Regions from separate parts of the Homo sapiens genome. Here regions 1 and 2 are each linked to region 3. Evidence: chromatin contacts called from ENCODE Hi-C data. All regions are on one chromosome and are shown on one strand. The core of a region is the stretch at or near the end of the contact, and the rest is flanking DNA. Distances in the headings are between cores, read along the strand shown. Region 1 holds the start of PI4K2B (phosphatidylinositol 4-kinase type 2 beta). Region 2 holds the start of ZCCHC4 (zinc finger CCHC-type containing 4). Region 3 holds the start of LAP3 (leucine aminopeptidase 3).

What was found. Hi-C counts contacts between places; a loop is a spot of excess contacts on that map. Pooled maps may share reads with other maps.
Region 1: a pooled map shows a loop between it and region 3 (19-fold over the local background). The contact joins the promoter of PI4K2B here to the promoter of LAP3 in region 3. A Hi-C loop is called at or near these places in 7 of 50 pooled maps.
Region 2: a loop to region 3 is called in a pooled map, with 30 times the contacts of the local background. The contact joins the promoter of ZCCHC4 here to the promoter of LAP3 in region 3. A Hi-C loop is called at or near these places in 8 of 50 pooled maps.

The regions. Positions count from the first base shown.
Region 1 is chr4:25,231,981-25,235,826 of GRCh38, reverse strand. PI4K2B (phosphatidylinositol 4-kinase type 2 beta) reads right to left here and starts at 1,794. Exons shown (of 10, transcript NM_018323.4): 1 at 1,396-1,794. The coding sequence starts at 1,663. LOC105374535 (a long non-coding RNA gene) reads left to right here and starts at 1,962. Exons shown (of 4, transcript XR_925490.3): 1 at 1,962-2,038. RefSeq lists enhancers at 905-1,034, 967-1,466, 1,467-1,968 and silencers at 1,255-1,314, 1,355-1,594, 1,695-2,004.
Region 2 is chr4:25,310,579-25,314,676 of GRCh38, reverse strand. It overlaps ZCCHC4 (zinc finger CCHC-type containing 4), which reads right to left and starts at 1,903. Exons shown (of 13, transcript NM_024936.3): 1 at 1,741-1,903; 2 at 513-631. The coding sequence starts at 1,867. RefSeq lists enhancers at 1,785-1,844, 1,373-2,249, 3,837-3,976 and silencers at 1,843-2,047, 2,055-2,124.
Region 3 is chr4:17,574,615-17,578,447 of GRCh38, reverse strand. LAP3 (leucine aminopeptidase 3) reads right to left here and starts at 1,250. Exons shown (of 13, transcript NM_015907.3): 1 at 881-1,250. The coding sequence starts at 982. RefSeq lists enhancers at 703-902, 1,243-1,602 and a silencer at 973-1,182.

The DNA.
Region 1 (3,846 bases), core at 545-3,044, 7.7 Mb before region 3:
AAACACCTCACTTTCACAGAACAAGTGCATTTTGAAGGCTTTAGGCTCTTTTAAAAACCCAGGTACACAAGGTAGCTTACACAAGGTAAGGGACAGAAAAAGGCAAGCTAGCTATTTTACAGACTAAATTCTAAGTAACATATACCCAAATTGCCAATGTAGCTAGGCAAATGCAGACCCGTTTGTGATCTGGTTTCAGCTTCACGTTGTTTGGTTAAACGTCAATGCATCCATCAGGTAACATTATAACGGGAGCAGACGTTGGTTAAAGCTTAAACAATCAGACAAACTGCTCCCCTTGGGATTCTCTGATTTATTTACTCTAGAATATGCCTGAATGTAGCCTCTAGCTAGAACTTGAGTGACCGATTCTATCCAAAATTCTTTAAACTGTAAAGGACACATTAGTGTACCACTAACAGTACATTTAAAATCTAACAATTCCAAAAAAAACTAAGCAGTGTTAAAGAAACTTCCATTTTCTGTGGTTTTTAAGTTGTCATGTGTGAAGCGATAAACCAACCGGGTGCACAACATCTCATTTAATCCATCCTCACAACCAGCAGGGAGGTGTACCATCGCCTTTTTACAAACAAGTCTGTCTCACCTCTAGCTGAGAGTCTTACAAGTCTCTTGCTATTTCCATCACATTTGTCTAACTCCATTCAACACGCCAGAAAAACTCACTTTATTAATAAATATCCAGGCCTGCACAGCATACCTAAATTTAACCTTCAACATCATTTCAACTGCCCTGTTTCGCCTGAGGTTATCAGTCCGCTTAATAGCGAAAAGAGGTTTTTCGTTTTGGTTTTCTTATGTATTAGAAGTAAATCAAGAAAGAGAAACTAAACTGTAAGAGGGCAGGAACAGACTTTCAACTGCTTTTGCCCCCTGTGGCTAACTTCATAATAACAACATTTAATAGAAAAAGGTTTTGAAACGTGCCCCAGTGGCAACTGGATATTCTGGCTGTCCATCTCTCTCCTGTCATCCACTTTGCAAATTCACCACTCCGGGAACTTTCCTGAGAGTTCAAGGTTCTTAATTCAAAAGTCAAGTCCAAACTTGAGCAAGGACTTACGTCATTTTACAGCGTTAACCTCTCCCCAGTGTCGGTTTCTAGAAGTTTTGACTCACTTTGCGGGGAGGTCTAAAGAATCGGTTTAATGACAACCACTGGCCTTAGGAGAGGGAGCTCCCGGAGAAAGAGCGAGCAAGCTAGGTGCCCGCGGTGCGGCTGCGGCTGGCGCCGGTCCGAGCTCGGGAGCTGCTGCCCAGCGAGCGGGGAAAGCCCGTCCACCTCGGCCAGCGCGCGCGGGAGACAGGACCGAGCCGGGCGACAGGGGCAGCCGCCCGGAGGGGCGCGGGGAGTGGGGCAGGGCCGGGTCGCACCTGAAACCGCGGGGCGGCTCCGGTCCAGCTCGGCGGACGAACTCCGGGAGACCCCCACGTCCCCGGGCGGGAGGGGCAGCTCCTCGTCGCCGGCCTCGCCCTCCTCCCCGGCAGCGTCCAGCAGCCTCACGGCGCTGCCTGGGGCGCCTCTCCGCGGGTGGGCCCAGGCGATCCGCGGTAGCAGCGGCTCCCGCTCCCCATCCTCCTCCTCCTCCGGGCTCCCGCCGTCCGCGGACGCCAACCGGTCGGGCTCGGAGGGATCCTCCATGGACTCCCTCTGCTCCCTCCGCGCTGAGACCAGATCAGAGCAGCCAGGTGCCAGAGACTGGGCTCTGCATGGCGCGGAACGGGAGCGACCGGGTAGAACGGACGCCACCTCACCAGCGCACGGGCACGCTTGGCGCCCGCCCAGCGGTTGTCCCGCCTCGCCGCCGGCCGCGCCCCACCTCGCGCCTCCGCCAGGCACCACCCCCGCGCCTGCGCAGAAGGGTCGTGGCGGCGGCGGCGGCGGCAGCGGGGCACGTGGGAGTGAACAGGGGGCGGGGCTTTTGAGGGGTCAGGTGGGGTGGGGCCGCCACCTGCTTCCGTGAGCGCGGGGAGAAGCTGGGCACAGCTCGCTTTACTCCCAGTGGAGGGCGGGAAGGTGAGTAATTTTCAAAGAGGTGCCCTCCTGCAACCAAAAGCGGCTTCTCCCTGACAGAATTCTCTCTCAGAGTTTACCATAATCTGTAACTATAGATTTAATTGTATGACATTTCTTTCCTCCAGTAGACGTCCAGGAGGGCAGGGACCTTGTCTTTGTTCAGATATTCTTGATAGTGGCAGTTTGTATGTTTTCTTTTTCTGACTAATCTAGCTAGAAGTTTATCAATTTTTAAATCTTTTCAAAATGTCATGTTTTGGTTCCATTGATTTTCTGTTTTCTGGTCCATTGCCTTATTTTGCTCTTTATTGCTCACTTGAGTTTTGATTTCCTCTTCTTTTTCTAGTTGCTTAGAGTAGAAGATGATTGATTCTGGATCTTTCTGCTTTTCCAATGCTAGTATTTTAAGGCTATAAATTGCCCTCTAAGCACTGCTTTAGCTGAATTCTCCTTTTTTTTTTTCTTGGTGGTTGTTATTTTTGAGACAGGGTCTCACTTTGTTATCCAGGCTGGAGTGCAGTGACACAATCATAGCTCACTGCAGTCTCAACCTCCTAAGCTCAAGGGATCTTCTCAGCTTTAAACTGTAGAAGACACAGTAGCTGGAACTGCAGGTGTGCACGACCACATCCTGTTAATTTTTAAATTTAAATTTTTTGTAGAGATGGGATCTCACTGTTGCCCAGATTGGTCTTGAGCTCCTGGTCTCAAGCAGTCGTCCTGCTTCAGCATCCCAAAATTCTGGGATTACAAGCATAAGCCACCTTGCCTGGCCTGCTACTGTGCTTTTGTTTTCCTTCAGCTGAAAATAGTTTTTAATTTCCTTTATGATTTCCTCTTTGACCCTGTAAAGGAAAATAAAAATCTCAGAACCACCCCCCACCCCCAACTTGTTATGTCAAAGGGAGAGTTAAGCCTGGAGACTGAAGTCACTCAACACTACAATGCTTTTCCCAAATGGATAGCTGTTACTTCCCATAGTTGTATTAAAACTTTATATGTTAGCCAGACCCTCCTCAAAATGCAAAAAAAAGCCTTATGCATCTCAGTCTCAGGATGACTGTCCTCAACAAATTAATCATAGTAAATTCTTTACTGGCCCTTAAACCTTTCAAGATGTATATCCTTCCATAAAACAAGGACGTGTCAATTGTATAACTTTAAGTCTGCAACCTAAATCAAACTGGTACAACTAAAGTCTGTTAAATTTCACATGGATAAATTCAGTTACAAGCTTATCTTCCCAGATGCAGAACAAGGATAAGATCAATCATTCCTTCACCTGAGATATCTGTATAATTAACTTCCTTTACTCCATTTTCTTTGAATATTCACCTTATCTTATGCATAGCATAGAGTTACTGGGCACTACCTAAAGTCTAGCAAAAATGTAACCATTTGCTTCACCACCTACAACCCTCTTCCCTGATGCCTTCTCCGCTTTAAAGAAAGAATAGCTGTAATTACAGGTGCCTGCCACCATGCACGGCTAATTTTTGTATTTTTTAGTAGAGATAGGGTTTCACCACATTGGCCAGGCTGGTCTCGAACTCCTGACCTCAGATGATCCACCCGCCTCGGCCTCCCAAAGTGCTGGGATTACAGGTGTGAGGTACTGCACCTGGCCTGTAAATGCCTTTTAATTGGAGTTTGGGGTCCATTTACATTTAATGTAATAATGATGTGGTTGGATTTAGATCTATTATTTTGCAATTTGGGTTTTATTTGCTTTAACCTTTTCGGTTCCTCTGTTCCTCCTTTCCTGCCTTCGTTTGGATTAATTCAATAATTCTGATTATTTCATTTTC
Region 2 (4,098 bases), core at 654-3,153, 7.7 Mb before region 3:
AGGGTAGAGCCCTCAGGAATGAGATTAGTGTCCTTCTAAGACAGACAGTGCTTGCTTCCTCTCTCTGGGAAATGAGGATATAAAGAAAGGATGACCCTCTGCAAATCAGGAAGAGGACAGGACCTACACCAGACACTAGATCTGCCAGCATCTTGATCCTGGACTTCCCAGTCTCCAGAACTGTAAGAAACAGATGTCTGTCGTTTAAGCCACACAGCCTATGGTACTTCTGTTACAGAAGCCCAAGCTAACACACAGAAGATCAGCCCCACCCAATATTACCACCTCAGAGAGTCTTATGGGGAAATAAGACTTTGAGACAGTAGTTTAAGATATCAGTAATCAGAGTAAACATGAACTCATTTTCTGAACCAACAAACATAGTATCTCCATCTCTCTTAAGAGATTTATCTTGTATGTTCAGACCGCATATTTTTATTGGTTTACACGTTCTCAACAAAATTGTCACACATACCAAAAATAAAAAATAAATATCCAAAAAGTTGATATACCTTTTCATCTTCCCACTGAAAAAAATTACAGTCTTTTCTATCTCTACAGGCTGAACAGGCATAAAACCTCCGAGTTTCTTCTTTCCCTTGGGTCACCTTTACAAACAGAAGAGTGGGTCCTAGTTCCAGAATAGAAAAAAAAAAAAAAAGTGTCAAGTAATGGTCATCTACGTCAAGTTCTTAGTTTTCGCTGCCCTTAAATAAAATTTGTTTGAGCTTTAGGCACAATTTATCATAATTAAATCCATCTCTTTGGTTGGTTGTTTTTTGTTTTGTTAGGGTTTTTTGTTTTGTTTTCTTGAGACAGGGTCTCCCTCTGTCGCCCAGGCTGAAGCGCACTGGCACAATCATGGCTCACTGAGATCCTGCTTCCTAGCCTCAAGCGATTCTCCCGCCTCAGCATCCCGAGTAGCTGGGACTACAGTTGCGTGTCCCCAGCTGTTTTTCTTTTTTTGTAGACGGAGTGTCATCATTTTTGCCCGGGCTAGTCTCAAACTCCTGGGCTCAAGCGATCAGCCCGCCTCGGCCCCCCAAGTGCTGGAACTACAGGTGCACGCCACCACGCCGGCTTCTCTGTGTTTAATGAATGTTTCTTTTCTCTCTGTTACAACATTCCGGCAGTGACTACTTATAAATAATTTTTGAAAACCGGTCTCTTCAGAAAGAAAATGCTATTGTCGGTACAGTTGCTGTCTACGTTGTGAATATTACAAACCTGAGACTAAAACAAGGAAGGGACTCAGAGAATTGAGGACTTTGACATCTCTTGCGCGGTTACCCTTGCAGTGAAAACCTGAGCTTTGAGCTGGAAACGCCCACTTTCTGTAAGTTAGAGAAAAACTGAGTCTAGTTCGCAGGCAAGAATTACACTGTTTTTCTCCCTAATTTTTTATTTTTGAAGGGAGAGCAAATCAACAAATGAAATCCCCAAGTACTTGTCAACGAGAACTATTCAATACCATGCATTCTTCTCTTTGCCTACTTTTCTGCCCCTTCCCCCCAAAAGAGATGAAATAGTCCTGGAGCCAAAACCACAAGAGTGGAGACTTGCTCTGAATGTTTCTCAAGTAAGTTGAAAAACACCGCGTTCCGAGGAAGGAGTATTTTCTAGGCAGCACACTGGTGAGGGAAAGAGGCGGGTAAAAATACAGGAGCCCCAAAAGCCACTTCCAAGCCAACTCACACCCTCAGCGCCCGGCAGTTAGGCTGAGCCCAGACTCTGACCCACCGTGAGGGCACAGCGGGGCGGGGACGGCAGGATCCAAAGGAAGCACCACCTCCATTCCCGAGCTTCCCCGGCACCCTGCGCTGCCCTCTGCCTCCACGGCTTCAAACCCATTCCTGGAGGCCGCCATCTTCCCGCCGCCGTCCCGAAAGCCTCAGTACGAAACAAGAATGCTGAGAAAGAGCGCCCCCGCGACCCAAAGCGACCCACAGCGCCCCCAGGCGCTTAGGAGGAGCTTGGGCGGGGGCTGCCGCGGCGGAGGCCACGCCCCGAAACGCAGTCCCCGCCCACCTGGGGGCTGCACCTAAGCGGCCCCTAGCGGTGGGGCTCGCAGGTCACTTGCGGGACCTGTGCCATGAGCTCAGCGCATGAAGCACCCTCCTTTCTTAAGAATATAGCCAGGAAGTGAGATGATTCGAACAAAGACTTGGTTGTATTGTAGGTCCAAAAGGCAGCATTACCACCTCTGCCAAATAGCTGAAATGGCTGCAGCAGCTGTGATTTAAGGATCATTCTTTGTTTTTCAAAGTCACAGTCACTGCATCATCCTCTGTAACTTTTGGACAATGCTGAAAGTTGCACATCATAGTTGCATACTCATTGACATTTATACATAAGAAAGAAAGAAAACCGTCCTGATTTGCAGATGACATGATTGTCCACATTTTAAAAATCCGAAAGAATCTATCAGGAAAACACCTCCGGTTTAAACTGAGTTCAGCAAGGTTGCAGGATATGAGATAAACACACAAACATCAACTGGATTTCTAAATACTAGCAATGATCACAAGAACACTAAAAAATAGAATACCACTTACAATCACTCAAATAAATGAAATAGGTGTAAATCTAACGAAATATGTACAGAGCTTTATGTATGCTAAAAACTCCAAAATGCTTGATTAAAAAAAATCAAGGCTGAGTGCAGTGGCTCACACCTGTAATCCCAGCACTTTGGGGGGCCAAGGAGGGAGGATTGCTTGAATCCAGGAGTTCGAAACCAGCCCGGGCAACAAAGCGAGACGACATCTCTAAAATAAATAAGCAATTTTTAAAGTTTTTTAAAAATCAAAGAATAGCCGGGCACGGTGGCTCACGCCTATAATCCCAGAATTTTGGGAGGCCAAGGCAGGTGGATCACAAGGTCAGGAGATCGAGACCATCCTGGCTAACACCGTGAAACCCCGTCTCTACTAAAAATACTAAAAATACAAAAACAAAAAAATTAGCCAGGCGTGGTGGCGGGCACCTGTAGTCCCAGCTACTCGGGAGGCTGAGGCAGGAGAATGGCGTGAACCCGGAAGGCGGAGCTTGCAGTGAGCCGAGATTGTGCCACTGCACTCCAGCCTGGGTGACAGAGTGAGACTCCGTCTTAAAAAAAAAAAAAAAAAATCAAAGAATAAACAAATGCAGAAACATACTGCATTCATAAATCAGAAGACTCAACATAGTAAAGATATCAGTTCTCCCCAGGTTTAATGCTTATACAGGTGTAGCACAATTGCTATGAAAATCCCAGCCAGATTCTTTTTGTACATTTAGACAATATTCTGAAATTTATATGGAAAGGCAAGGGAACTAAAATAGCTAAAACAATTTTGGAAAAAGAATAATGAAGTGGGAGGAATCAGCCTACTCAATTTCAAGTCTTATAGTGCAGTAATCAAGACGCAGCCACATGTCTATGGTTGTAGACGAAATAGTCTCTTATGTTATTTAAAGAACCATTGGGGCATGTGCCTAGTTAACTTCACACATTGAGTGCTATGGTTTATTACTGTAAAAACATGGCTGTTTTTCTTTCACATTTCATGTAATGGTTTTACTCAAATTCTCCATCTGCACCAGTAGCATCTGTATCTTTGATGTACCAGTGTCCCCTTTTTCAAGTTGTCCAGAACACTTTTTCAGTGTATATTATCTGCACATGTCTGGTCTTTTGAGATAGGAAACTTTCTACAGCTATGATGATGATACTCTCGGACACTATCTCAAGACCTAACTAGCTGGGCACACATTCTCAGGACCCCTTGAGACAGTGCCCTAGGCAGAATAAAAACTAAAAGACCTAACTACCTACTCACATGAACTCTAGCACTTTTATTTACAAATTTGTTTTAGATGTACAAATTTGTGATCTTAAAAGACTTGTTTATAAAATTTGCAAGTGAATTTGTAACTCGTAAAACCAGAGTTACTGAGTCTGTATTTCCTCTTTCTCTTTTAAATAATGCTGATTCTGTGAGGCAACCTCTCTAAGCAGCCAAAACCAGTACAGATGTGCAGCCTTTACAGATAAGCTTCCCCAAACAGTAAAAACACAACAAAGATTGATCCAAATAAGGTAAATGGGAGGGCACT
Region 3 (3,833 bases), core at 1-2,500:
CACCAAAGAAAACGGCCTTCCTTGGCATTGGTAACTCTGCCAGGTTCTAACTTCCCTAAGATTGTTCACTCCCCGGGAATCAATGGAGCCAACTGAGCAACTGTTATCTGGGTAGGCTGTGGCACAGTACTGGAGATAGCACTGGTCAGGCGACTGGTCCCTCCACCACTGAGATACCTGCAGGAGACTGGAGCTCAAGCTCCCCCTAGAACGTTCTTCTGCAGGGACAGTCATCTCTTTCTGGTGCTTAGGCATGACTCCCAAGCTTGTGCTGGTTCCGAGAGCCATTCCCTTTGCAGATCCTTCACATCTGAAGAGCGACCTTCGTAATTTTTTGGAGTTCACTTTTCTTCTGGAAGATGCTCTTAATTCTGGGAAACGTGGGTCTCTCCCCAAAGCCCTTTTCTCTAGAGAGGCATGCTTTTCCTCTAGAAACCCTTCCAAGCTACTTAACTCCCTGACCTTTCACTTCCGCGGGGGAAGGAGCCCTGTGACTCTGGGACCTCAGAAACCCTTTCACCTTGGCAAACTCGGGCTTCCTCCAAGCTCGGATGGGAGCCCCACCGCCGCGTCTTTCCCCGGGTTACTGCCAGGACCGCGGGTGACGACTGGAGCAAGTGCGCGGCCGAGTGGAGCCGGGTAAAGGGCGGCTACAACCATCACCCCCTAGCCCCGAGCAGGGGAATCGCGCCCTCAATACGACCGCTGGGGTCCTCAGCGGCCTAGGCCGATCCCCGCAAGGAGAGAATTTTTCTTTTAAACTGATTTTTGCAACTTGGCTTGGGCGCCCAGGACACCGCGGCTTCGACCAGCCCCGCAGCCCCAGTAGCCCACGGGCAGGGCCCCAGCGGCGGACCATGAGCGAGCCGCCGCCTCTCACCTTCGTCATGTCTGCGGTGGAGAGACTCCGGCTCCCGAAACGTCTCACGGCCAGACGTCGGACGACTACTCGCCCCGCAGCCGGAAGAGGCAGCAAGAACATCTTGTCGGCTCGGCCCCTCGCACCGCCCTCCAGCGAGCACGTGGAGAGCGGTGGGCGGGCGCGCCTTGGGGCGGGGCTTTCGGGGCGCAGACGGCGTGCGCGCGGACTGGCTCGGGCGCCGGGCGAGCGGACGTGCGTCTAGGGGGCGGGACGGATGGGCAGCACCGGCCGACTGGACCGCTGGGATCAAACCGCGGTTGTGGAGGGGACTCAAGGGTGCGCCCGCATTCGTGTGCGCCCGCATTCGTGTGCGCCCGCATTCGTGTGCGCCCGCGCATGCGGGCGGGGGCGAAAAGGCGGGGCTTCCGGACGCGGTTGACAGTCCCGGGAGCAACGCGAAGTAGAGGGGCGGGACCGATATGGTGACGTCACACGATGGGTGGGGCGGAGGCGGGGCGAGTTCTGCAAGCGGGCGTGGGCGGAGCGCTGGGCAACTCCCGGGAAATAGAAACTGAGTGCCAGAGCTTGTTGTCAAGGTTGCTGAATAGACGACTGCATAGTGAAGACACTCCCACTGAGTTTTCGTTTGTTTGTTTGGTTTTTTTGAGTCGGAGTCTCGCTCTGTCACCCAGGTTGGAGTGCAATGGAGCGATCTCGGCTCACTGCAACCTCCCGCTGCTTAGTTGAAACGATTCTCCTGCCTCGTCCTCCCGAGTAGCTGGGATTAGGGGCGCCCGCCACCACGCCCAGCTAATCTTTGTGTTTTTTTGTTGTTTTTTTGGATTTTTTTTTTGAGGCGGAGTCTCGCTCTTGTAGCCCTGGCTGGAGTGCAGTGGCGCAATCTCGGCTCACTGCAACCTCCGCCTTTCGGGTTCAACAGATTCTCCTGCCTCAGCCTCCCGAGTAGTTGGGACTACAGGCGCCCACCACCACACCTGGCTAATCTTTGTATTTTTAGTAGAGACAGTGTTTGGCCATGTTAGCCAGGCTGGCTTTGAACTCCTGACCTCTGGTGATACACCCGCCTCAGCCTGCCAAAGTGCTGGGATTACTTACAGGCGTGAGCCACCGTGCCCGGCAACTCTTTGTATTTTTAGTAGAGACGAGGTTTCACCATGTTGTCCAGGCTGGTCTCGAAGTCCTGACCTCGTGATCCACTTGCCTCGGCCTCGCTAAGTGCTGGGATTACAGGCGTGAGCCACCGCACCTGGCCTGAGTTATTTTTATTCGTGTCCTTTCATCTGTTCCACAGGTGCAACGGTGTAAATACTGTTTTTGAAAATGATGTAACACTATTAGGTTCGTTGACTCGTGCACATAGCAAGTCAATACGCCCAGACACCAGGGTTGCAGCAGAGAAAGAGGTGTAATCGTGGAGTCGCCAAAGGAGGAGATGGGAGGAAACCTCAAATCCATCTCCCTGAGGAATTTGGGGTCAAGGTTTTTAAGGGTTTTGGAGAGGGCTATAGTGTGGAGATCGTTGATTGAAGAGTGCAGGGTGAAGTCATGGGACAGGGCGTTGAAGAACCTGTATTCTTAAGCTGACCCCATTCCTCTCTGGGGATCTTCAAACTGGTAGCTGGAATTCAAGGTCTGAAAAATATCTTAAGCGATCCTTAAACAGAAAGCTTATGATTCTAATGTCAGAGATCCTGTCTATAGGAACAATGGGAATGCAAATGGTCAGTATGTAGTGCTAGGTGACTTTTAGCAACAAGGAAGTGGGCCAAAGTACAGCCTGATTAATGCTTAATTATAACTATATTTCTGCCTAGAACTTGGCATGAAATTTTTGTCAACACAGTGGGGATGGTTTCAATAGAAAGTTTTCAAGTAGTGCTCAATATTTTTATATATTTTTATTTTCTGTAAAGCGTTTTGTTTTTTTTAATTCCTTATTTTTTACTTTTTTTTTTTTAACGGAGTCTTGCTCTGTCACCCAGGCTGGAGTGCACTGGTGTGATCTCAGCTTATTGCAACCTCCACCCCTGGGTTCCAGCGATTCTCCTGCCTCAGCCTCCCAAGTAGTTGGGATTACAGGCGCCCGCCAACACGCCTGGCTAATTTTTGTATTTTCAGTAGAGATGGAGTTTCACCATGTTGGCCAGGTGGGTCTTGAAGTACTGACCTCAAGTGATCCACCCGCCCTGGCCTCCCAAATTGCTGGGATTACGGGCGTGAACCACCGCGCCCGGCTGGTTTTAAATTTCTCATTGTAAAAAAGTACACAGCTGAATGCAACTCGGAGAATATGGGTAAGCACGAGGAGGGATACAAAAATTGTTCTTAATAATGACACCAGCCAGCTGGGTGCAGTGACTCATGCTTATAATCCCAGGACTTTGGGAGGCCGAGGTGGGAGGATCGACTCAGCCCAGGAGTTCAAGACCACCCTGGGCAAGGTAGTGAGATACCCATCTCTACAAAAAGTTAAAAAATTAGCCAGATGTGTGCCTGTAGTCCCGCTAATGGGGAGACTGAGGTAGGAGGTTTGCTTGAGCCTGGGAGGTTGAGTCTGCAGTGAGCCATAATTGTACTACTACACTCCAGCTTAGGTCACAGAGCAAGACCCCATCTCTTTTTAAAAAAATTACACCACTGTTGATCTGATTGCAATTTTAGCTGAGGTGCAGGGGTGTGGGGAGGCTTACACCAGCTGCAGTGAGCAAAGTCTTCACCTTGAGCTCAGTTGCAGGAAAGAAAGAATGTCTATTTCACTCTCCAAGAGCTAGACACTCCAGAGGAGAGATTTGATCTTCCTCTCTTGAAGGCTGAGTGGGTTGGACTGGTAGGTCCACTCTGGCTTCCACCTTCTCTAGATAGTTAAAATGGAGTTGCATCATAAACTCAATAAACTCACCAAATTTTATCTATATTTGCTCCAAAGACAGCGAAATCTTTACATTCACTT